Regions from separate parts of the Mus musculus genome. Here regions 2, 3, 4 and 5 are each linked to region 1. Evidence: chromatin loops called from intact Hi-C (ENCODE). Cell type or tissue: left cerebral cortex. All regions are shown on one strand. Region 1 holds the start of Dok5 (docking protein 5). Region 2 holds the start of Pfdn4 (prefoldin 4). Region 3 overlaps Dok5 (docking protein 5). Region 4 overlaps Gm40002 (a long non-coding RNA gene). Region 5 has its middle 18 kb from the start of Gm40001.

Region 1 (5,000 bases):
TGGAGACTCACAGCCATCTCTCCCTGCAGGTCCAGGGCTTCTGACACCCTCTTCTGACCTCTGTGGGTGCCAGGCACACACTTAGGGCACACACATACATGCAGGTAAACAACTCCTATATATAGATAAAAAGATCTAATAAAAAATAAAAACTAGCTGGGCAGTGGTAGCATATGCCTTTAATCTCAGCATTTGGGAGACAGAGGCAGGCAGATTTCTGAGTTCGAGGCCAGCCTGGTTTACACAGTGACAGCCAGGGCTAGTGTCTTCCATATGCATGTACATGTGTACATACTGATAAACTAAAGCTGTCAACAAACTAATTGTCTAGAGGTGCTGATATATAAGATATCAGCTATAGGTGATGTGAGGACTAGCTGGGAGCCTTTAGAGAAGAAAGGGGTACAGGAGACTTCTTGCTTGAAGCTGACTTTCAAGCTGAGATAGGAAAGATGTGATTCCTCTGTGGCATGCATCGGGGTTTGACAGGGTCCTATCAGAGAGGTTCTAGATAGCACAGTATCCTTCAAAAGGCTGAGATGGGGGCTGAGGGTGCAGCTCCGTAGGTAGAGCACTCATTGTCTAGTACGTGTGAAGCCCTGGGCTTCATCCCAGCCCTGGCTAAACCAGGAATGGTAATACACAGCTATCATCCCAGTACTCAGAGGGAGGGAGGATCAGAAGTTCCTGTTTATCTCTGTCTATAAGAGTGTGACGGTTTGTATATGCTCCGCCCAGGGAATGGAACTATTAGAAGGTGTGGCTTTGTTGGAGTAGGTGTGTCACTGTGGGTGTGGGCTATAAGACCCTTGTCTTAACTGCCTGGAAGCCAGTCTTCCACTAGCAGCCTTCAGATGAAGATGTAGAACTCTCAGCTCCTCCTGCACCATGCCTGCCTGGATGCTGCCATGCTCCCACCTTAATGATAATGGACTGAACCTCTGAACCTGTAAGCCAGCCCCAGTTAAATGTTGTCCTTATAAGACTTGCCTTGGTCACGGTGTCTGTTCACAGCAGTGAAACCCTAACTAAGACGAAGAGCAAGAACGAGCCTAGCCTGAGATACAGTGAGACTCTGACAAGACAGACACACAAACTCTAAATAAACCGAGTAGGTTTTATTTTATTTTATTTTTTTTTAAAGTTGAGATCCAGAACAGAGCTTGCCAAGTTTAAAGAGCTGTAGTCAAGGGGATGCTTCCTAAATGCAAGCCAATTAACTCCGACCAGCCAGCTGGAGCCGTATGCCACGTCTGAAGAAAACACCAGTCATCTAGGGAAGGGGATGCAGAACCAGGGAGATGGCTCAGGAGCCATCCTACAAGTGTGAAGACCTGCGTTCAACCCCTGAAGCCCATGTGGGAAAAGGTACAGGGGCACCAGCCTGCGGCACTGCTGGGAAGTGGGGACGGACTGGTCTCTGGGGCTCATCTGCTGATCAAAGAGGGTCTCAAAGAAACAGCAATCATGGAGAGACCCCCCAGGTCCCTTCCATATGCACCTACACCCACTTGAGCCTAACACACACACACACACACACACACATACACACACACACACACACACACACACACACACACACACACACACACCACACACACACACACACACACACACACACACACACACACACACACCACACACACACACACACACACACACACATACACACACACACACACACACACACACACACACACACACACACCACACACACACACACACACACACACACACACACACACCACACACACACACACACACACACACACACACACACACACACACACACACACACACGGTAAGAAACACTCTGAAAACACAAGAAGGGAATCTAAGAAAGATAAGAGAAATGTGTACTGTGAAAACAAGTCTTAAGGGTTGAAACTGAATGAACAGCAGGAATTAAAACAATGTTGCTGGTGTGTGGAAGACTTATCTAGAGAGAACGTGGCTCTCCCTCCAGTGCTGCTGCAAGAGGCGGTGTCTGGTGTCTAGCCATGCATGGTGAGTGAGTCCTCAGGAAGGCTGCAGGCACTGCTGGACTCTGCATTCCTGTGGGTCTCTCCTTCCCTGACACCATTGGAAATTGCCTAATTTATAGAAGAATTAGAGGTTGTCATGTGATTGGTATACCATGGTCTAGTGTGTGTGTGTGTGTGTGTGTGTGTGTGTGTGATATCAGGTTTTTGTTTTTTGGTTTTTTGTTTTTGTTTTTGTTTTTTTTTTTACCAACCAAATAAAAACATATACGCCATTCAACCTTGCACTTGAAAAAAATATTTGTTTCTTCCCAGCTGGCATTTTCTAGTGTGATTTCATCATCATTATTTCCAAACCCATTTCCCCCCTCATCTATGATTTCTGTTACTATGGGCCAGCCACCCACTTCTAGCTTCTTATGCAATCGATTCATTTTCTGTTCCTGTGACACTGTAATTGGTGTACAAATGAAGTGCTGGACAGGTGTCGTTCACAGACACCTCCGCTTCACGGTCGCCATGGGCAGGGTCGGTTAATAGTGCTAGCTCTTCCAAAGCAGCCTTCCAAATGACTTCATTTTCTCCTCTTTGGGCAAAAGGCGGACACTTACAACATCATTTTTCATAGAACAGAAACACGAAGACAGAGCAGATGGTTTACAATATAGCAAAGAGTTCTCCTCATGGGCACCTCTGTTTTCTGGTTGTCCCAATTTAGCCTCAATTCTATGACACATTCTTGGGTGATTTCTCTTCTTTGACTGACTAATACCCATCAAGCCAGGATGACTAAAGTGAGAGTTCCCACAGACAAAGGAAGTCCTGTATGATATTAGAGATGAGGGGAACTCAATGTCATCAGATCTCAGGACCTGTGAAATAGATGACTCGTCCTCTGTGACTCTCACTGAAGGTCGCCCAGCTCATTAGCTCTGACTGAGGTCACCTCTGGTGACCAAGAATGGTCTAGCTGTTGAGTAAAGGGAGACCAAGACCTACGTTGGAGATCAAGAAGCAACCTTGTGCTTATGACGTCAGCCCAACATCGTCCCTTCAGCAGCCTCATCCCGTTGTCCTGGCCCTGTGCTGGCCAGCTGTGGGATGGTGGGCAAGTCCCCAGGGACTGCCTCTTCTCAGCTTCGGATTCTGTAAAACCTAGATGCTAAAATCACCATCACTCTTCCCGTAGCAAAGCCGGGAAAGACGATGTTAAGAGAGTATCAGCGGTGATCAACTTAAGTTTGCTAAAGGAAGGCGGAGCACAATGTTTGCCAGGGGCGGCTATCTTGTCAGGTTATGAAGGTTTACGTGGGAACCTGGTAATTACACAAAGAGGCCACACCTCTATGGGCGCAGGGGAGCTGAACAAAGTCAATGCGTACAAAGGATGCCCGGTACAAGTTGCTACTGACAAAGTCCTGAGATTTATTGATCATCTATATAGAGCGGGGGTTGGGGGTGGTGGTGGTTGAGGACAAAGCAGTGACAGACCAAGAATCAGCTCCGGAGAAACTTACAGTCTTACTGGGAAGACAGGCTCAAACCAGAAAAGGGACAATGATACAAGCCTCGAGCTTCACAGCAGGGAGTCCTCATGGAAGAGCTGAGCATAAGCCATGGGGATGGAGATGGCTTTCCCTTTATATGTAGAGGTCACAAGTAAACCACACAGCTCAGTCTCCCTCGACACAGACACACCCTTAATTAGCTCTTATGTGAAAATGATGGGGCTGAAGGGATGGGTTGGGGCACACACAGCTGTTTTTTTTAAAAAAAAAGAGTCCGATGTCCTTCTCTCTAAACGACAGGCAGGAGCTGGAGCTTCGTGGATGTCTGCTATGCGCAGGGACGCGCAGCCGCCCCTGGGGAGAGGAGGTGGGATCAGGGCGGCTGGGGGCCAGGTGGGCGGAGGCCGGGGGAGGGGATCCGTGCGCTCCTCCTTCTGGGCCATCTCTGCTTCCTCCTTCCTCTCTTTGCTCCTCTGTTCTGGTCCTTCTCCTCCTCCTGGGAGCTGGAGCGGCTCCTCCTCCTGGCAGGCTGCCGCCCAGTCAGCTGACGCCGCGCTCCAGTCTCGCCTCCCCGCCGCTCTCCCCCAAAGTGGCTGCTGGGCGCCGGCGGGCCGCCCACTTTCAGGCTTTGGGGAGACAGGGGAAGCGATGTGCGCCTTCTGACGCCTGGTTTCACCGCATCACCTTGTTAACTTTCACTCCCTCAGTCTCTGTCCTGACCCTCCTCCCCACATCCCTCCTCGAAGCCACTCAGGGTGCCGAGCGCACGCTGGGGGCAGCAGGGTCACTGTCTGTCTGGGATGGCTTCCAATTTTAATGACATAGTGAAGCAGGGGTACGTGAGGATCCGGAGCAGACGCCTAGGGGTACGTATCATCCTTTCTGTGATCCTTGTTCACGACTTCAGGGTCTGTGTCTGCGGCCAGCATCCCGGTTCCTGGCGCTGGAGATTTGCTTGGTGGCTCTCGCAGCCCACATCCCAGGCTACCGCGGCTGCGGCGCTAACGCCAGCATCCAGTATGTCATGGAGCTATCTTTATCTCTCGGATGGCTTGACTTTCTGGCGGTGGCTACTGGAGCCCATTGACTCGGAATAAATATTTCCCGGTAGCCATGGGTGCTGAATCTGGAAAGCATGGCATGGTGCTGAGCCTGCCGGATGTCCCCGGCCGGCATCCCACTCGCGCCAACTTAACTTTTCCAGGGGATGGATGGAGGCCAGGACACAGGGCAGATATTCTGAGTGGGGATCAAGGTCAGTGACTATCTGGCCCCAGGGACTCTGCTCTGCGGCTCAGGTGTTGGCAGAGGAGGAGAGAGCTGGCCTCAGGCAGGGCCAACTCCCTGGTAGAACCCCAGATCGGAACTTCCTTACTCTTGAGCCTGGGCAGTGGGTTTCTGTTTTTTAGACTCCACCTTCTGAGTCCGACTGGGCGATCAGATCCACATTTCTTGTGGAGCATGGTGCCTGCGTAAAGCTCCTGGAATATGAGCTGAAAGAATGAATGAA
Region 2 (5,000 bases), 220 kb before region 1:
CCCTCACACTCCTGAACGTAACCCCATCCCCCACCCTCCCGGGTGGGATAAACTCATTGTTTCACTAAATTGAACTCGTGTGGCATCCTTACTTGGTTCCATCATCGCTTTCCTTTCTAGGGTGAGCAGATGTTTGTCCATGTCTCTCCAGGGAAAAGTGCTACCCGAAGATCAGAGAGGGAGGCGCGCCTTGGTTTGGAATTTTAGTTTGACCGGTCCTACGTGCAGTGGGGAGGTACGAGGATTTCAAACCCTGTCAGGACAAAATAGCTTACAAACATCTTTGAGTCAGATACAAACAGGATAAGATGAAAAGACGTCCAAAACATTGGGAAATGGGCTTGGATGCCTGAGAATTCAGTCATAGTCCTTGGGTGCCCCCTGCAGGCAGATGATCAAATTACTTCCTGCTAGCGAGATCTGTGGCTCCTGCCACTCAGACTTTTCCTCTTCAACCCCAGGGAACGCAGGACCTTGGGGGAGGGGCACTTGCGCGAGCGCACACGCACGCGCACACACACTGTCACAAAACGACAAATATGCTCATCATCCCTGTGTGACGCAGTCTAAAAGCTAGGACAAGCCTGGACAACATTCACTTCCAATGGAATTTGTTTTCTCTTTCTTTTTCGTGCCTCTCTGGTGGCGTTCTCCTGACGAAAGCTGCATGTGTTTCCCTTGCTGGGACAGTCAGCCACATTTACACTAACCACCCTCTCTGACACACTATCCTTATTTAACGGGTTGTTTGTGGTCTGTCTCCTGTCAGTAGACAGCAAGGTGCTGGGGGACGGGGTACTTTATCTGTTTGACATGCAGCATCCCCAGTGTCTGGTGTCTTTTCGGTCCAGTCAACATGCCACTAACTACAGATTCTCCATGACCACTGCAGCCAGACACTAGCTCTCCCTTCTGAGTCTGGTCTAAGGGTTACAGAGTTCAGGACTGGGGTTTGCGGTATATACAAATGAGTTCCTCAAAAGTGGTGCCACCGTAGTAATTCCAGGTCCAGAGATTTGACTCTGTATGTGCAACTGCTAAGTAGCAGAGTGCAAACGGCAAACCTTCCTCAGGAGGGTGTTAGGACTTCACTCTGTGGAGTCCAAGTTCATTATATCCAGAGGGCTTGATGGTATGCAAGCAATGAGCAGGATTGCATTGTAACGATAGGAGATAGATTGTAACCAAATGGGCACATGCATTATACATTAGAACAGCGGTTCTCAACCTGTGGGCCGTGATCCTTTTGGAAAGTCGAATGGCCCTCCCACCCAGGTCAAGTATCAGACATCCTGCATGTCTGGCATTTACGTTACAATGTATAACAATAGCAAAATTACTGTTGTAAAGTAGCAATGAAATAATTTAATGGTTGGGAGTCACCACAACGTGAGGAACTGTATTAAAGGGTCACATTAGGAAGGTTGAGACCCACTGCGTCATAAGCAGACAGGCGAGATCTGCCCCTCTTCCCCTCCTTGGCATGCCCTTGTGCTTGAAGCCATAGGAGGGACTGGCAGAGATGCAAGAGCGCCCAGCCGTGCTTTTACTGTCCTGCGGCTCACACCTGGTCCTCCCTGTCCCTTGGTAAATGAGACAATGGCCCATACCCCAATACTCTAAGCTCTTCTGCCCTCAGACCTCCGACTTTCTGAGAGCAAAGTCTTGGCTACCGAAGTTAACAATGGCCCTGGTTACTAAGGAAGCTCGGTGCCCACTGGGCCCTGTGTGGGCAGTCTTCCCAGGCTAACATATTTGAGCGAGTGGAAGACATATTTCTGAACCAATTTAATTTTAAACACATAAAAGAATTCATTTCAGTTGCACATGATGGAGCACGCCTCTGATCCTAGCGCTTGGAGAGCAGAGGCAGGAAGATCTCTGTGAGTTTCAGGCCAGCTTGGTCTACACAGCTAGTTCCAGGACAGCTAGGATTACATTGCAAGACCCTGTCTCTAAATATAAATAGCCAAGCAACCGTCCAGTAAGCTATTATCTAAGCATTTAAGTTTGTTATAGCGCTCTAGGTCAGTGGTTCTCAACCTATAGATCGGGAGCCCTTTACAGAAGCCGCCTAATACTATCAGAAAATAGATATTTATTGACATTATGACCCAGCACCGTAGCAAATTTACATAATGAAGTAGCAACAAAACTACTTTTTATGGTTGGGGGGGGCACTACAACATTTAACTGTATTAAAGGGTCTCAGCACTAGGAAGATTGAGAACCACTGCTCTGGATCTTTTTGGGTGTCACCTACCTTTGGCTTCATCTATTCCTGGCTGATCCCCTAGTGTCCCCTGCAGTGATCAGTGGCATACAAGCTAAGATCAACTTCAAGAGTGGCCTTCAGCTTGTAGCTTCGCCAGCACTGGGTTTTTATGTGGTAGGGGCTGTAGATCGAACTCAGGTCCCCATGCTTGAGTGCAAATACTTGACCAAATGATTTACCAAATACTTTGCCGAAGCCACGCCCTTACCCTCCTTAGCTTCTCTCTAGGTTGTTGAATAAATGGAAAAAGAATTTCTTAAGCTTCCCATTCCACACAGCTGGGTGGTACCCAGCGCTCCCCCTGCTGGCCGTGGCTGGGATCTCGGGCCCGACTATTGGCCGCTTTTGGTATTTATGCCGGCCGAGAGGGAAGCTGCCTGTCCCTTTAATTGGAAGATACCAAGTGTTTCCAGGGCATAGTTTTTTTTCCTGAGTCCTTGCCCTGGGAATTTATAGTTCAGAGACACAGATAGCAGCAGTGTTGAGATAGTGCTGTGCGTTAGGGGGGAGTCTGGCTCAGCAGGGCTCGAGAGGGACCTCGGGGGGTGACGCACGCCCGAGTGGTTTTCCCCCGCGCCCCGTGGTTCAGTCCAAGATGGCGGCCACCATGAAGAAGGCGGTGAGTGCGGCGGGGCCGGGGTCCGAGGAGCCGTGGGCCGGGGCGTGTGAGGAGACGCGGGGCGCTGGGGGCCGGGGTCTGAGGAGGTGAGGGATGCGCGGGGCCGGGGCCCGCGCTGGGTACAGGGGTGCTTCTGTCCGCTCCGCTCGCCGTCAGGGCAACCGCCTCACCTGCTCAGGGTCGTGCATCTCCTCGGGCACCGGGTCGGGCTCCGCATCCCGGGCCGTCTGCTACCGCATCCCGGGGCGTCGTCTGCTACCGCACCTCTGTGCTCCGCCCCGGACCGCTCCGGTCGGTCCACGCTCCGTGCACCGAGTGTCTAATTGACGTTGAGAGCAGTCGGCCCGAGCGAGCGCGGTGGCTCTCCGGGCTTTTCCCAGCCATTAGGAAGGACACGGGTCCCCACGCTCTGCCCCGCACACTTCACAGCCAGCCAGCCAGCCAGCCATTCCTTTGGTGACTCATCTGGTGAGATGCTGGGTCTGGTGATTTTTGTTTGGTCAAATTAGAGCTCTTTATCATTTTTAAAACGACGTCCGATCCTTGTTCATGGGGCTCGGTGTGATGTCTTATCACACTTTTGAAAGACACGGACTTGTGTGTGTGTGTGTGTGTGTGTACACACCAGACTGGTCCACGGCTTCCTATGCAGTCAGAGATGATTTTGAATTTCTGACTCTCCTGCCTCCACTTTCCAGGTGCTGGAATCACCGGTGTGTGCCACTACCCCTGGCTTTTGGTGTGCTGGTGTGGTGGACCCAGGGCTTCATGCATGACAGGCAGTAGACATGGCTATGCAACCCTTTCAACCAATATTTTGAAACTTGAGCTAAATTTGAGCCACCAACTTAAGTTAAACTTCCATGTGGGTTTTTATAACCTAAACGTGTTTCCAGGAGTGCAGGTGTATCTAATACAGGGAAAGAATTGCAGAGGAGGGGAAAAAAAAAAAAGAACAAACAAGCAAACAGCTGATAGCTATTGGGGCTTCACAGTGTGTTCGGACAGTTCTTAGCATTTGCTAATTATTTTGATCTGCTGTGTCAACCTTTTGGGAGATTCTGTATTTATTCACTTTTAGCTGAAGAGGAAACTGAAGCGCAGAAGAAAAGCTGTGATTTAAAGAGCATTTGCACTCCAGGCTCCTGTCTGTCTGTCTCTCTGCCTCTGCCTCTCTCAGGCTCCTTGTCTGTCTGTCTCTCTGTTTCTCTGTGTGTGTGTTAGTGTGTGTGTCTCCCCCCCACCCCACCCCGGGCTCCTTGTCTGTCTGTCCGTTTGCCTGTCTGTCTCTGATGAGAGGCGCTTGGCTGAAGACAGTTGCTTTCACTCTACTTTGTAAGGCCCCTGTAGAATGCCTTTGTGTTCTCGCTGTTGGCACCGTGTAGTCAGTGCTTCTGACCACTGAAGGTTGATGCTCAGCATCCCAGTTCATTAAGAGGGAATGGCTGCTGAGCCTGGGGAGGCTTCAGAGTTCGAAAGAGCCCCTCGCCCTGGTCTGTCACCCACAAATTATTACACGGTAGCAGAGTACAGTCCGGGGCCACGGTGATTTGGCCAGGTAGGAACAGGTTCATTTTGCCTCTCTTGTTAGACTGTGCTCTCAGCTGTGGGTTACACTGGTCAGTTCCACGATAAACATTGTCCTTGCTTTTGCTTTTCTGAGACAAGGTCTCACTGTGTAGCATTTGCTGGTCTGGAACTCTTAAGAGATCTGACTGTCAGCTGAAATTGTGGAGAGCTTTTTGGCTGGGGACCCAGATCTCAGTACCTGAACTTGGAATAGAGTATGGTTTATTTCCTCTTAACAATCCCATAAGGTGTTACTGAGGCCAGGGTGTAGTCAGGGTCCAGGGCAGCTTACTTTCTTCTTGAATTTGGAGCAAGTCATGTCTTGTATAACTAGCAGAATTCCCTTAACTCTACAGTGATCCTTTTTGCCATTCTGCCTTCATTTCTCACATAGCCCAGGCTGGCCTCAAACTCACTATGCAGCTGAGGATGACCTTGAATTGTTAATCCTCCTGCCTCCGCCTCCCAGGGGCCAAGTGGCTTCTGGTGGCTGCTGTTTGTCAGGGCTATGTCGGGAAATGCCTGCTTTGGAAAAAG
Region 3 (5,000 bases), 130 kb after region 1:
GGTGCTGTGGCTCTCAGCGTTGCTGTGTGTCAAGAGTTCACTGCCAGGGTTGGTTGGCAGCAAATCATCGGGTCCTGCTCGCTGTGTTTCAGCAGGTGAGGGGAAGGCACTGCCTCGAACTGTGTCTCTGAGCAAGTGCCTTCATGATAGCATTGAGATCTCCATTTCTAGAGGTCCCCAGAGCAGGAAGTATGGGCTGAGAACTGGACTTCACACTGAGTGGTAGGTGAGTTCAAGGACCTGACTCCTTGGTCCTGGATGACAGGAAGAGGACGGAGTGTGCCCTTAAGGATGGTGACTGTCTACAAACGCAAAGAGCAGACTGGGAGCTACAGAAAGCTCGGGCTTCATGCTTAAATACACTTTACAGTGATAGAAACGCCGCCGCAAGGCACAAGGTTCCACATGTGTACACATCATCGCTTGGGAAGCAGAGTGTCAACTTGGGCACAGTTTCCTATGTGGCTAAATGCAGTGACATGAGCTGCCTTTACCAGCAGACCAATGGACCGTGGACCATAGATATTGATGTCTTGTGTGTTTTGGTAATCAAGAGCAGGTTGTGAGTTCTCTGGTGCTGGGAAGCCCAGATAATGCCCTTTCCACTTAATGCTAGGCAGCAGAGGGAGGAGAGTGCTCAAAAGCTGGTATGCTGGTCTCTGTCCCTTGGTAACCACTGACCCCACCCCCAACCCCACCAAACACCATGTGGTTGCCCCACAAAGATCACAGGAAAGTTGTTTAGCATTATCTGTGTCTCCTGCCGGCTCCAGAGAATTGGTTGCTGTCACTTAGCCCAACGGTTAGCATTTTAAGTAGTTTCTATTGATTGAATGAACCTGCTCTTCAAGGAGGAAGAGCCTGCAGGAATGCAGCAAGGGGATTTATCTCAATCCCTAAGGCCTGACCAGGGCATCTACAAGATGTATTAGTGGGAAGCTTCAGGGGGTGTTTGACAACCCTGGGACGTGCAGATCTGTTGGGGGTGGTCCACATTTTGGAGCTACTCAAGCGTACACTTGGTTTTCAACGCCTTTAAAAGAAAATTCCTCGGGTAAGACTCTTCTTGCTCTTGTTTAAGGTTGACCATCTGGTCTGGAGTCTGTAGAAGTAAACATGACATTTAAGATCTGGTTCAAACCCCGTTCCCCATTGAAGTCCTTTCAATTTAGAGACTTGAGGTCACATTTGGATCCTCTGACTTGAGATCACATTTGGATCCTCTGACTTGAGGTCACATTTGGATGCTCTGACTTGAGGTCACATTGGATCCTCTGACTTGAGGTGATGAGCTTTGGGTCCTCCAAGAGCTTTGTCTAAAGTCCTTTTCACTTCTGTTTTTCTTTGGAGGAGAGTGGAGGCCTGGGACTGGGGATGGGATGGGTGGGAGGTTGTCACACCACCATGCTTTGTGGCATGCATGTCCCTTTAAGTCCTTTCCTGGGTGCCTGACTACCCACCCCACCTTCCTGTTCCTGGGAGGGAGACATACCCACTCAGTCCTCAGTGGTTATTCGGAGTTGCTGAGAGTCTTTTCAGCCAACGAACAGGGTGGCATATGAAGGGGAAGGGCTGGGACTTATTATAAAACACATTCATTTTGGTTTGAATGTGGCAGAGGATGCAAATAGTGCCAAAGAATTCACCCTTCCAGTTCCAGTTTATCTCCTTGAACCTCTCCCATGTGCAGTTATCCCACACACCTCGTTTCCTTTATGTTTCTTAATAAATTAATTCATCCCACAAGTATGAGAATGTCCCCATACTTCCAGGGGTACAGTCCAAGATTCTGAGACCCCTGAGAGATGTCTGGTGTCATTGCCAGTGACTAACACACTCTCTCTGTGCATATATATATATATATATATATATATATACATATATACATATATAATATATGATATATACTATGTATGTACTATATGTGCACATATAATATATATAATATTACATATAATGTACAATATATTATAATAATATATGTTAAGGGAAGATTGTAGTAATGAGCACATATTTAGGAAGCACAGATTGTGGCTAAATGGTATTTAAATTCATTCCAGTGACAAACTGTCACTTGGAGCCTGCCTAGGAAATTGCTACTCCTTGCCTTTAAATTTATTTTCTATGATTTCCCAAAGACTGGACTCTTTTCTTCCTGGCGATTACAGTTTAGTCTGTTGTACAACAACCTGAAGGTGAGAGTTCTTTAAGAACAAGAATGAAATCTTCAACTCGCTGCTTCTGCGATATCGCAGCAACACTTAAAGTAATTTTCGAGTCAGTTGAAAACCATTTTAATGTGCAAATTAAAATTAAAATTAAAAAAACCCATTTGAAAATTGGCCATTGGAGCAGCAGCCGCCTCTGTATTGGCTCTCTGGATGAAAATTGGGGTCAGCAAGGAAAGGGTCTCAGAAAGGAGAGTGTGTCACCTTAAAATGCAGTCTCTCACCTGCTAAATAAAACATGGACAGAAAACAAGCAATGTAAAGTTACTGTATGCTGTGACATCACGGAGCACAACAGGTCCAAAGGTGTTAGGGCACTTGTAGGTGCCTGAAGAGTCCAGAAGAGGGCGCTGGATCCCCTGGAACTGGAATTATAGGCAGCTGTGGGCAGCTCAGTGGTGGATGCTGGAGATTGGAACGCAAGTCCTCTGCAAGATCAGAATGCACTCTTTTTATTTGTTTGGGAATTGAACCCAGATCCTCTGGGAGATCAGCCTGTGCTCTTAACCACTGGGCCATCTCTTTAGCTCGTATATATGTGCTTTTAAAAACAGATAGACAAGAAATATACCAGCATGTTCACAGGCTTTATCTGTCTCTCTTTGTGGTTGCTTGGAGCTGATTTAGGATCCGCTGTAGATATACTCCCGTACGTTCTAAACACAACAAAATATATCAATTGTGTGAGAGAGCACAATATATTACAAGTCTTCGGAGCAGGTCATAAATATCACAAATATTGGAGTACGTTCCCCTTGCTGCCAGGCAAGATATTTTCAGATCCAAAGACTGAGTTGCCTTTGAGTGGATCAAAGCCTGGCATGGGCAGGGATGGACTCTGAGCGGGCGGCAACTCCTGCGGCTGACTGCCGTTTCTATGACTGTTCAGTAAGTACGCGGAACGCCTCAGAAACGTTTCATTCCATCTGCTCTAGTCGTTTATTTAGCATGTGTCTGTCTGTTGCTGCGATTAAACACTGACCAAAAGTGACAGGGGGAGGAAGGATTTATTCCCTTTACTGGTTACAATCCATCACTGAGGGAGATTCGGGGCAGGAACCTGGAGGCCATAATTGAAGTAGAGGCCATGAAGGGGTGTGGCTTGCTAGCTTGTCCCTGGCTTGGCTCAGCTACCTTTCTGATACAGCTCAGGCCACATGCCTGGGGACTGTACCCGCACTAGGCTCCATCAGTCAGCAATCTGAAAATGCTCTACCGCCTAATTTGTTGGAAGTGACACTCCAGGAGTGTCAGTCTGACAACAAAACAACCAGGGCATGAGGCATGGAGTTGGAGGGCGAAGTGGGGGGACTTTAATTGTGTCACAGACAGGAAAATGGAAGGAAATTGGAGATGCCAATGGCCAGGATGGGGGATGCCAAGAGACAGCTAAATATGGGGTAGAAGGAGAAAGGGCAAGAGCGGAGAGCTTTCTCTCCCTCCCTCTCCTTCCCCCTCCCCCCTCCTCTCTGTCTCCCTCTCTCTCAGACTGTTGTCTCATCTGACTTAACTTTGCTATAGTTTATGCTTAAAACATCCTGGAAATTTGATATAACCACACATGCATACACACATTCATACAACATGCAAACACACATACATACATATGCATGCACACACACATTCACATACATGCACAGGCATACACACATACACATCTGCACACACACATCTGTAAACACATGTGCACACATACATACACATGCACATGCACACATATGTACACACATACACACATGTACACACGTGCATGCACATATACCTGTGTGTACACACCCACACACATGCACTGCCATGTACACATACATATCTGAACACACATGTGAACACACACACACGAATGTACACACATATGTACACACATAGGCATGCACACACACATATACACACACAATTGAGGACGTTATTGGAGTTGCATAGGCTTAGCTGGGGATGTAGCTCAGTTGGCAGAAGCATGAAGGAAATCATGGGCTTGATCTCCAGCATCACAAAAAACAGGTGTGGTAGCACGTGCCAGTAATCTTAGCACTCAGGAGGCGGAGGCAAGAGGAGCAGAAATTCAAGGCACCCTTGACTATTCAGTGAACTTGAAGCCACAAGAAACCCTGTCTTAAAGAAGGAAGGAAGCAAGGGAGCAGGGGAGGGAGGGGGGCATGGAGGGAGGAAGAGAAGAATGAAAGAAAGAAAGGGGAGGGAAATAAGTACATAAGCGTTTGGAAGCCTCTTAGGTAGAAAACACACGGAGGGACAGGGATGGCCTCTGACGCATGTGACCCACTCATCCTCTCGGGACCAGGATGAATGGATGGACAAGGACGGTATTGTTTGCACATGCTCATCTCGGGAGACCTCCCTGGGTTACTTCTGGCCGAGACCAGGGAAAGTCAGTTAGCCTGAGAAGGGTGATTTAGGACTTTGAGTCAAAAGGATTTGCTGACGGGCTGATGCATGTTTGCTCCCGAGTAGGTGCAAACCAGGGTCACATGGCCTGTGTCCTGGAACTGGCTGCAGAGGGCAGAATTCCACCCAGCTACGCGGTTCCATTTCTCCACACAGCTCCACTGCAGAAGCAGATGGACTTCTGGAGCAGGTCGGTGGCGGGGAGGATTACAGCCAGGCCCCTGCCGCTGTGCATTCCTGGGCTTAGATTCTTGATAGGCACAGGGAACGTGTTCCTGTCAGACTGAAGGCGTTCAGAGTCCACAGACTTTGGCAGGTGTGGGAGGTTCATCTGCTGTTACTTTACAGCTCCTGTAGGGACCTAATAGCCTG
Region 4 (5,000 bases), 84 kb before region 1:
TTAAAACTCGACCTACAGCAGAGGATGCTCTTTCTCTTTCTGGCCTTGGAGATGAAGTTACTAAAGTTCAGCAGAAACAATAATGAACTACTGTTCACTGGAAACAGGTGAATCAAATTCAATGGAAAATACATCATTGACTAAAGGTGTATTGTCTTCTAGTAGGCATAGGGTTAAAGAAGTCAACATAATAGAAAATTGTGAAGCACTACTTTCTGACTTAGGCCTGTGGAGGAGGTCATCAAAGACCCCAGAGAAACTCCATAGATGTTCTGAACTATCTGGGTAGAGTTGGGGAATTATCTGTGAAATGTCCTGTCTATGTAATAATATGCCAGGAAAACTAATATGTTAAAAAAAACGGATATACCAGAATTATGAAAAGTGACTTATATCCCAAATATTTAATAGCCGGCAAATGAACTTGAGGCGTAGAGGAATAATGCAAAGCACCTGCAGCTTTCATAATTGCAGACCGGATCGTAACATGCCAGCTTGTGGTACAGGTTGTTTAGTTAAAATCTGGGACCATGCAGATAAACGTCGCCTTCCATGTTGCAAACACATCACTGCCATGCTTGCCACGTCTCACTTGGAGATGTGACGTCAAAGGTTTAAATCTAAGGGCCTTTGTTACTGTATGTGATCACTGTCACCGTGATCAAGTGGCCTTCATCATGTATGTGAGCCACATACATGAAGTTTTGTGAGGGTCCTCCATGTTGATTGGACAGTGATAATTCTAGGAACTACAATAATTTGGTTTCCAGGATTAAAGTAGTTTGTTTCTCTAGATTCTTCCCTCCCTGTTTTAGGGGCTTCTAACAATGGGCAGCCAAGAGAGCTGGTTACCAATCACTCAGCAGTCTTTAACTCACTAGTCCCTGGTTACCACTAGCAATGGCCAACTATGAACCAAAAAAAAAAAAAAAAAAAGTGTTTCTCCCTTCCCCTTCCTCTCCCTGTAATATCCTGGTCTACAAGCAGACACTGGGCTCTGATTCCTACAGCAGAGCACCCCACCCTCCAGGTTTTTCTCCCAAATAAAAGGTTCTCATGGAGTTCTTTATCTTCTTGTCTGTCTTCCGAATCTGCCATTCTTCTGCCCAACCTCAACTTTTTGACTCACATGGCAGCCAGGCACACCAGCCTCTGTCTTCCGGGCTACAGAGGATGGAGGAGGGATGCCCTTCTGGCTTCTCCCGAGGAACTCCTTTGAAGCTCTTTGTAAATGTACCTCTCCCCCCCCTAAAGTTCTTCTGGCATATTCACCTTCAGACCCTTTGGTCCTCCTTCCTTCCACACTCCGCTAACATGATGGAGGGATGCCAGCAGACGGCTCTCCAATCCAGTTCCACCATTGTTCCCATCTTCATAATCCCTATTGAAAAATGTAAAGGAGATCCTCTCCCTATGGATGTCTTAGGAGAATTATGCCTTGGATTAAAATATTTTCTTCATCATATCACAATGGAGATGTTTTATACACACACACACACATGCACACGCACACACATACACAGAGGCACACACACATGGATACACACACACACACACCACACATACACAGAGGCATACACACACAGATACACACAGAGGCACACACACACATGCATACACACAGAAGCACACACACATACACAAATCTGTAAGATCTTTGTTTTATTGATCTTTTAAATTGAATCCCCTATTGCAGTCTATCCAGAGCACTGAAGGAGAGATAACAGAATGCACCGGGACTTCAGACTCCAATCTTTCATAGTGTCTGTCCTCCATCTCTTGGCTTCTCCCTTCATATACAATAGCTTTTTAATTTGATTTTCAACACCAATTCAATTGGCCACATTACTAAGATGGTTAACTTCCCCTGGTATATTTTAATTCTGAACTTGTACTTTAACTTTCATCTTCAAGTTTTATCATGACCTTGGATCTTGGCTGCTAGACAGAGCTACATCATTTTGTAAAGTTCCTTCATTTTGGTTGAATTGTGAATTCTAGAAATTACAGTAATTTGGTTTGCATAAGGAGAGTGTTTATTTCGCTAGCCTCTTGACTTCGAAACCTCTCAACCCTCGATCACAAGAGGTGGTTATCTAGCGACCCTGGGCCCAAACAGAAACTTTTCAATGGCCATGCCTCCTCCTGCTTTTTCTGCAGTTGCTGTAGCCTGTAAGCAGACAGCCACCTCTGTTCTCTTGACCCAGACAGTGTCCTCTGCAGGTTTTCCCAGATGAAATCTGTGCTCTGCAGAGCCACCGTTCCCTTGCTTGTCCTCTCTCATCTGACCACCCATGGCTTGTTAACTTAGCACTGAATCTCCTGCTTAAGGGGCAGCTTCATGCGGCTTTATAGCAGCCATACCCCCTCAATAGTTACTCAAGCATTTCCTGAATTTCCGTTCCTATCTGGAAGAACTAAATATCAGAGATTTGCTATCCTCTGGGGCTACAGCTTTAGTTTTAAAAAAACATGTTTTTCTAGGATTTCTATACTCTGACTTCCACTTCTTAACTCATCCTTCGATGTTTAAAGCTGCAAGATGCGGTCTATTCAGTATGTATGCGGTTCCTATTTTTAGCATCTCTCTATTTTCTCCATCCATTTCATCAACAGTAAACACTTCTTGATTCAGTATTCCGGAAGGGGAGACAAACAACCAGCGGGCGATCACGTGATCTACCGTATAGGGAGAAATGTAAACTCTCCAGAGCAGGAGGCTGGTATCCTGAGGCAGGTTCCGTATTCTAAGTTCCTAGAGTCAACAGCAACCTCAGTTTGAACATACTGAAGCTTAACCTAGAAGAGTAGCAAAAAGCTGAGTCTCAGCCAATCACAGTCAGCTAACTCATCACACCACACCCTGCCTACATAAGGCAAGGGCCCATCACACCACTCTCGGATGCTTAAGCCGCAACCAATCAAGCGGCATCTGTACTCCATCTGGGTCCAGCCTACAGAAGGTCACCATTCACACTCTCCCAACCTCTTCTGGTTCTCAGGGCTGCCCGATTCATGAGTCATTCTCTGTGCAAATAAGCCCTGAAATTTAATATCCTGATCGTTTTATTTATTTACTTTCTTTGAACAAGTGACATGAAGAGGAAACACTACTGGAGCCCCAGGTTTTGCTCTTCGACAAGATGGCCGGAGAGGATTTCCCTGAGCGAGTGATCCCGAAGTTTAGGTCCCAATCGAGTAATTGGTGTCCTCTGCTGCCTGAAACACACTGTATGCATATCTTTTTGCTTCATATCCTTCCTGCCTACAGATGCAAGCCCTAGTGATTGCTAAGCTTTGTTTATACTTAAAAGTATCTGTTCTGGGTAGGCAAGATAGCGTAGCGGTAAACGTGCTCTTGAAGTAGGAACTACATGACCTCACTCCGGTGCCTCCCCACCATACTGGCCAATCTTCGATCGAGCTTCTGTGCTTTTGGCTCAGAGTTAGTGGTAGGTGGGTTTTTATCACCTCTCTGTTGAGAACAGGTGAAGCCAACCCTGCCAGAGTCTTCTTATTTCCGCACATAACAGAGAATCGATCATTGCTTCTTTGTCTCTGCTTGTTTAATGGATGCTCGGGTGTTTATATTGATTTTGAAATGAGAACATTTGCTAAATAAGCACTTCTTCAGGGCAACGGCCTTTTACCCGGAGACACAATTATGCGCCATTTTCAGTGTGTGTTTCTCCGAATTATTAAGAGGTCTTTGAAAGTTCAAGGGAGCCCTGAGATGGATTGCTGGGGGTGGGTAAGGAGGTTATTAAAAGAGTTATTGATGCTGTGGGCAGACAGATAGGCAACAGCATGCCAGGATCGTAGACATAGGAAATCAGGGCCCATGGCTTTGCTTTTGTTGTTTGAACATATGTGTGTTCATGTGTGTTTGTGTGTTTTCATGTATGTGTATGTGTTTGTATGTGTATGTTTGTGTGTGTGCTCATGTGTGTGTGTATGTGTCCATGTATGTATGTGTTTGCATTGTGTGTTCTTATGTGTATGTTTATGTGTGTGTTCATGTGTGTGTATGTGTATGTTTATGTGTATTTGCATTGTGTGTTCTTGTGTGTGTTCATGTGTATGTATGTGTGTTTGTATTGCGTGTTCTTGTGTGTGTGTTCATGTGTGTGCTCATGTGTGTTTCATTTTCTGCTGCTGTGATAAAATAACTCTGACAAGAGCAACTTCAGGAGGGGAAGGGCTGACTTGACTCTTGAAATCTAGACCATGATCCTCCATGGAAGGGACTCCACAGAAACAGGAGCTCCAGGGAGCTGTTCATATCATAGCTACAGGTAAGAAACACAACAGGAGAAATGAATACAGTCACCTCCCTTTGCCCTTCTTATGCAGTCCAAGATCTCCTGCCTAAGGAATGGTACCACCCACAGCCAAGATGGTCTACCCTCACTGATCAATGCGATCAAAACAATCTCTCACAGGCATACTCAGCAGGTGATCTAAACGATCAATGTGTGTATGTGAAGGCTGAAGGACAACCTGGATGTCATCTGCAGTTCTGTGCTCCGTCTCTGTCTGGCCGCTGGGGTGTGTGAACTCTGCACAGGCAGATGACCAGGGGCCGATGGGGAACTCTGGCTTTGCTTAGCAGTGAGCACCGAAGGACCTTCTGTGGGAGACTTAGATGGCATGGCTTCCCCCTTAAACGGGTATATACAACTCCCCAGAGGTTAAATACCTTTTACAGGAAGGAATATGGGGAAAGGGACGCTTATTGGCTAAACCCTCAGGGTTGGCCCATCTAGATACCTCATTGGCACGGAGCACTCTTGTGCCACATGACTTATGGTCACAAGCTTTGTGTGGGGTGCCAGTGGTCACGTGCTCCGGTGTGCCTACCTGTCTCAGATATGAGAACACCAGGGTATCTGAATCCGTTCAACCTCCCGAGTTTTTGGTGATACGGTTCCACTTGCCCCACATTTATTGTTTTTAGACTGAGTGGTGTTTGAACTTTTTTGCCGTATCCAAAAACAAAC
Region 5 (5,000 bases), 190 kb before region 1:
CTGCCTGGGATGCCCTCTGAACCACAGGGCTCACTCCCTGGCCTCATCTCAGCTCCATTCCACGGTCACCGTCCAACCACATCCCTGGCTTTGTGTCGCTGCCTGACACACACACGAACTCATTGTTTTCTCTGTTTCCATCAGCATCTAAGTTCTATAGAATCAAGGATCTTCTCATGTATGGATGTTTGGGGTGCATGTGTGTGTATATGGGTTTGTGCCTATGGACATACATTGCAGAATGTGTGTAGAGACCAGAGGTGAGTGTCAGGTGTCTTCCTCAATTGATCTCCACTGAGCCTGGAGCTCTCTGGTTGGGTTAGGCTGGTCAAGCTATCTCTGCTTCCCCACTGGGAATATGGGCTCGCACCGCCACACTTGCTGTTTTTATGTAGGTGCTGGGATTTGAACTCAGGTTTTCATGCTTGTGCAACAAGCACTTTCCTCACTGGTACTCAGTGAGGAAAGGCTCTTAAGTGAGTCCTTTGTTTAACCCATAACAGTACCAGGCTGTGGTAAGTACTCATTGGTACTTGTTGGGTAAGTTAACTTAGCAACCAGTGTCTGTGAGGCAGGAGCTGTGCTCAAAGGCAGCGAGTGGTGCAGGAAGCACGCATGCCTATGGCTCTCCAGATTTTTCTAAGACCTGAGATGGAAGGCAAATGTCCTTGGCTACAATGCATTATCATAGAAGGCCTTGAGGTCCAGCGCATCTGTAAGGCAAGGCTGCAGGTTCTGGGGCCCAGCATCTATAATCCTGGATTTCAAAACATGAGGTAGGTGCTCTTCTTCCCCATGTTCTTTCTGCTCTGTGAGAATGACACAAAGCTGCCAGCTCACTAATTTTGTCAAACAGGACATTTAGAGCAATAAGACTACAAAGTGTGAGAGACAGCTAAGCAAGGGGCAAAGAGACGGCTCAGAAGCAAAGGCACTTGCCACCAAGCCACCAAGCCACCAAGCCACCAAGCCACCAAGCCCGAAGACTGGAGCTCAGTCTCCAGAACTCACAATGGAAAGAGTCAACTCCAGCAGATTGTCCTCTGATGCAACACACACACATACACACACACACACACACTCACACACACATACACACTCACACATACACACTCACACACACATACACACACACACATACACACTCACACATACACACACTCACTCACACACACTCACACACATACACACACTCACACACACACACTCATATATACACATACACAGACACACACATACACACTCACACATACACACACATACACAGATATACACAGACACACACACTCACACACACATATACACACACTTATACACACACATGCACACACATACACACACATACATACACACACACTTATACATACACATACTCACATACACACACACACACACGGACACATACACACACTCTCACACACAGTTACACACACACACTTTAAGTACAATTAAAAATTTTTTTTTAAAGATGAGAAAAATTTAGACATGGGCTTCATATTATGCGGTATCAAGGATTTAGTCATTCTTGGTGATACTGGCTTGCTGTGACTCTCCCGGTCCCTAGCGATTGTTGGCTGACATTAGACCCCGAGGGCAAATGGAGCAGAGATGATAGAGGGGCATTCAGAAACCCTGTGATTACTTACGGTAATGACAACACTGGAGCCAGCTGTGAGGAAGCAGATTAACTTTACTGGGGTGATTATATAGTTTTGAGGACTCAGGGGGTAAGAACATCCAGGGTGGGCAAAAGTCATGCCTGAAGGCTTAAGATACTGGGAAACACCTCATTAGCACAGAGAGGCATTCCAGGAATCTCAGGTGCTAGCTTACCAGGCTCATACTGGGAGGAAGAAAGTTGATCCTGTAATCTTAGGCTATGAGATGGTCTACAGGTAGAGGTCAGAGAAGGAGAGACCCTGCTGGTAAACGGAGACCGCCATTTTGTGCTAGGCCCAGAAGACTATCTGGACCATGGTAGACTTCGCCTGTAATCAGCATGGGAGCAGCTTGTGATGATGGTTTTGTGGTCTGCATTTTGCTTGGAGAAGTGGATTGAAGTGGAGAGGTTGCAATGGCGGCCAATGGTGGCCAAGATTTGCTCTACAGTGACCTAGCAGCAACAATTGCAAAGGAAGCCCCACCCCATAATCCCATTTCAAAGAAGAGGAAAGGAAAGATTGGTCCTTCCTCACCTGACAGAGTCAGTCACTTCAAGGATGGCCTCCTGTTGTTCTCCTGACCTCACAGGAGCGTTTGAAGAGGGCGGGGGGAGGAGAAAACTTACATTCATGTCTTCCTCTTTTCCTTGAACACCCATGGAGAACCTAATATATTTAAGGCATACAGCTAACAGGCATGAGGCTAAGGTTTGAATCCAGGCAAAAGGACCCTTAGCATTCCAATAAAGAACTTCAGGTGGACCAAAACACACCAAGAAACCTCAACTCTGGCTCTGTGGTGGCTCCTTCATCCCCTTTTTGCTTCCATCCCTGCTGTTGGGTCAGGAAGTCCAGGCATAGGGAAGTGTCATGCGCAGTTGTTCTGGGGTTGAGAGACAGTGCTCCACACAGAACCCCAAATTCTGAGTACTTGAAGTCAGATTTCTGTTCTTGTTCCTTCTGTCCTTCATCCTCACGGTGTTCAATGAAGCCAGAACATAAACAACAGATGGCGGGAGTGGGCGAGCGTCTGAGTGTAGCTTTATCCGTGCCCACCTCATTCTCTTTCCTCTCAGCTTGGGCTAGTAACATCCCAGCTCCTCAGCAAGCCTGAAGATATCGATGGCACCAGTGGTGAGAGACAAAGTGTGTGAGGATCTCAGAGTCTGCACCCCTTTGCCTGAGCTGCCTTCTGTTCAGAGTCGTGGACAGGAAAGATCTTGGTGACTGGCAGTCAGTTATCCCTCCTGACAGCTTTACGCTGGTACCGGGAGCTCTTACACATTTTCTGTCTCAACACCACTGTGCTCGGTTGGCACTTACAGCATCCTAGGGGATGAGAACGCAGCAGGTGATGTTTTACAAATCCAGCCCCTCCTCCTTTGCAGAGTTTATTGTGTGTCAAGCACACTGTGCACAACTTGTCACCGCCTTCAAGGGACCTTTCTGCGCCCCCCTGGGAATCAACTGCTGGTGTATGATGAGCAAGCTGTCTGAATTCTGCCCACATGTTACAGGTTGTGCTTGTCAATCTTTGATTTTTTTAAAGATGCTTTCAATAATTTGCTATTGTTTTGTTTTGTTTGTTTGTTTGTTTGGTTGGTTGGTTTGTTTTGGTTTTTCGAGACAGGGTTTCTCTGTGTAGCCCTGGCTGTCCTGGAACTCACTTTGTAGATCAGGCTGGCCTCGAACTCAGAAATCTGCCTGCCTCTGCCTCCCAAGTGCACCACTCCCAGCTTTGTTTGTTTGTTTTTAAGTCAGAGCCTTACTACCTAGTCCTGGCTGGCCTGGAAGTTGCTGCATAGAGGGATCAGGATGGTCTTGAACTCACAGAAATTTGCCTGCCCCCGCCTCTTGAGCCTGGGGATCAAAGGTGTGCACCACCACCACCACCACCTCAGTCTTTTTTGGGGGGTGGCGTGTGTGTTGGGGGAGGGGGGTGTGCCGCAGTGCCTGACCTGTGGAGTCGGTTCTCTCCTTCTGCCTTTGTGTGGGTTCCAGAGGTTGCACTCAGTTCACCAGGCATGCATGGCAGGAGCTTCCGCTGGCCGAGCCATCTCTCTAGCCCATTTCTGGCAATCTTTTGGCATATGGTTCTCTTTTAGGTAGGTGAGATGGAAAAATGACAGGCCATAAATCACACACTTACTAAGTGCTTGATAATGATTCAAACTTGGAAGCTGGTCTCTAGTTCTCCATAGCTAATCCCTGTGCAATGCAAGGGTTTTTGTTTTGTTTTTTAAATGTGAAATGTACACATAGACAAAAAAAAAATCATGACATAAACGAGTTTAGAATAAACCATATATACAATCTATAATATGATATATATATATATATATATACTCCTTTCGATAAGATGGCAGCTTTTTTTAGGCAGAAAGGAGAGAGGAGAGAGAGAGAGAGAGAGAGAGAGAGAGAGAGAGAGAGAGAGAGAGAGAGAGAGAGAGAGAGAGAGAAGAGGCTGTGATCTTTTTGTGATCTTTTTATCTCTTGCCTTGGGCAGTGGAACTGAGTCCCACCTCCCTGCCCCCTCACCAGGTAAGACTTGGTGATATTTGGGGACATTCCTGCCTATGTAGCTTGATGTGAATACTGCTGGCATCTCAAGGAGGAGGAGCTAAAGATGCCACTAAGCATCTTGTCTCAAGGGATAGCACCCTGCACAGCAGGGATTTATCCATCTCCACATGTGACGCCCTGCCTGGTGAATGGCAAACACAGTTCTGTTGTTCCATATGGATTTTGCTCAGTGAATTGAAAGTCATGTACCCAGAGCCTCTACCCTCTAGCCATTCCTCAGCTATGAGTCTGCACGTTCTGGAAGCCTTTCTGACATACGTGGACCGTTAAAACAAATTCTGGTCAATCTGGTTTATTTTGCATTGTCTTCTTTTACGTTCCCAGTCTGCCCTTCCAGGAAATGCTAATGTCTGCCTATGGATGACAGATTCAGGCCAAAAGCATATCTTATAAAAAGCTATAAGAAACATTTGAAAGTTTAAAAAAAGAGTGTGAATTTTACATGTCTTTCTAGACAGAATTTCAACCATGCATTTTGGATGCTTTTAACAACACTAAAACCTTCTTTCTATCCAGCTGCTAAACCTCCCAAGGGCGAGTCTGTTTTCTTGACTTTATGCTTCAATTTACTAAGTTTTTAAACCTGATCTCACGTAGCTCAGGCTAGCCTCAAATTCAGTGTGTACCTGTGACTGGCCTTGAATTCCTGATCGTCTTGCCTCTCTTTTCAGAGTTCTGAGAATATAGCCTAGGGTCACTAAGTCCACCACCCAGTGGGTTTGTGTTTCTTTAGCTCTCTGTAGAGTATCCTTGTAT

The links. A loop is a pair of places that touch in the nucleus more often than their neighbours do. Peaks named below come from ENCODE experiments on the same cell type or tissue, not always from the same donor. Only the 100,000 strongest peaks of a DNase experiment are listed, where the experiment ranks them.
Region 2: a loop joins it to region 1, with 3.0 times the contacts of the local background. A loop is called at or near these places in 4 of 42 quality-filtered maps.
Region 3: it touches region 1 in a loop (2.4-fold over the local background); 9 of 42 quality-filtered maps call a loop at or near these places.
Region 4: a loop joins it to region 1, with 2.0 times the contacts of the local background. A loop is called at or near these places in 2 of 42 quality-filtered maps.
Region 5: it touches region 1 in a loop (2.5-fold over the local background); 3 of 42 quality-filtered maps call a loop at or near these places.

What each region holds. Positions count from the first base shown.
Region 1 is chr2:170,727,833-170,732,832 of GRCm38, forward strand. It overlaps Dok5 (docking protein 5), which reads left to right and starts at 3,975. Exons shown (of 8, transcript NM_029761.4): 1 at 3,975-4,356. The coding sequence starts at 4,291. In left cerebral cortex, no CTCF peak of the experiment used is centred here; DNase peaks (open chromatin) are centred at 883, 1,126, 2,653, 3,362 and 4 more places; H3K4me3 peaks cover 1,484 bases; H3K27ac peaks cover 1,471 bases.
Region 2 is chr2:170,508,576-170,513,575 of GRCm38, forward strand. It overlaps Pfdn4 (prefoldin 4), which reads left to right and starts at 2,655. Exons shown (of 4, transcript NM_001110152.2): 1 at 2,655-2,894. The coding sequence starts at 2,871. Gm16796 (predicted gene, 16796) reads right to left here and starts at 3,352. Exons shown (of 3, transcript NR_040367.1): 1 at 2,264-3,352. In left cerebral cortex, CTCF peaks have their summits at 386 (motif pointing left) and 2,590 (motif pointing left); DNase peaks (open chromatin) are centred at 392, 2,596, 2,855, 3,154 and 1 more place; H3K4me3 peaks cover 1,758 bases; H3K27ac peaks cover 811 bases.
Region 3 is chr2:170,858,201-170,863,200 of GRCm38, forward strand. The region is part of intron 6 of Dok5 (docking protein 5); the gene reads left to right. Among named protein-coding and RNA genes, the nearest start is that of Gm35033, 85 kb to the left of the region's middle. In left cerebral cortex, a CTCF peak has its summit at 2,573 (motif pointing right); DNase peaks (open chromatin) are centred at 2,630, 3,052 and 4,746.
Region 4 is chr2:170,643,513-170,648,512 of GRCm38, forward strand. All of the region lies in intron 1 of Gm40002 (a long non-coding RNA gene), which reads left to right. Among named protein-coding and RNA genes, the nearest start is that of Gm40002, 7.3 kb to the left of the region's middle. In left cerebral cortex, no CTCF peak of the experiment used is centred here; a DNase peak (open chromatin) is centred at 2,851.
Region 5 is chr2:170,536,687-170,541,686 of GRCm38, forward strand. No RefSeq gene overlaps it. Among named protein-coding and RNA genes, the nearest start is that of Gm40001, 18 kb to the right of the region's middle. In left cerebral cortex, no CTCF peak of the experiment used is centred here; DNase peaks (open chromatin) are centred at 2,695 and 4,403.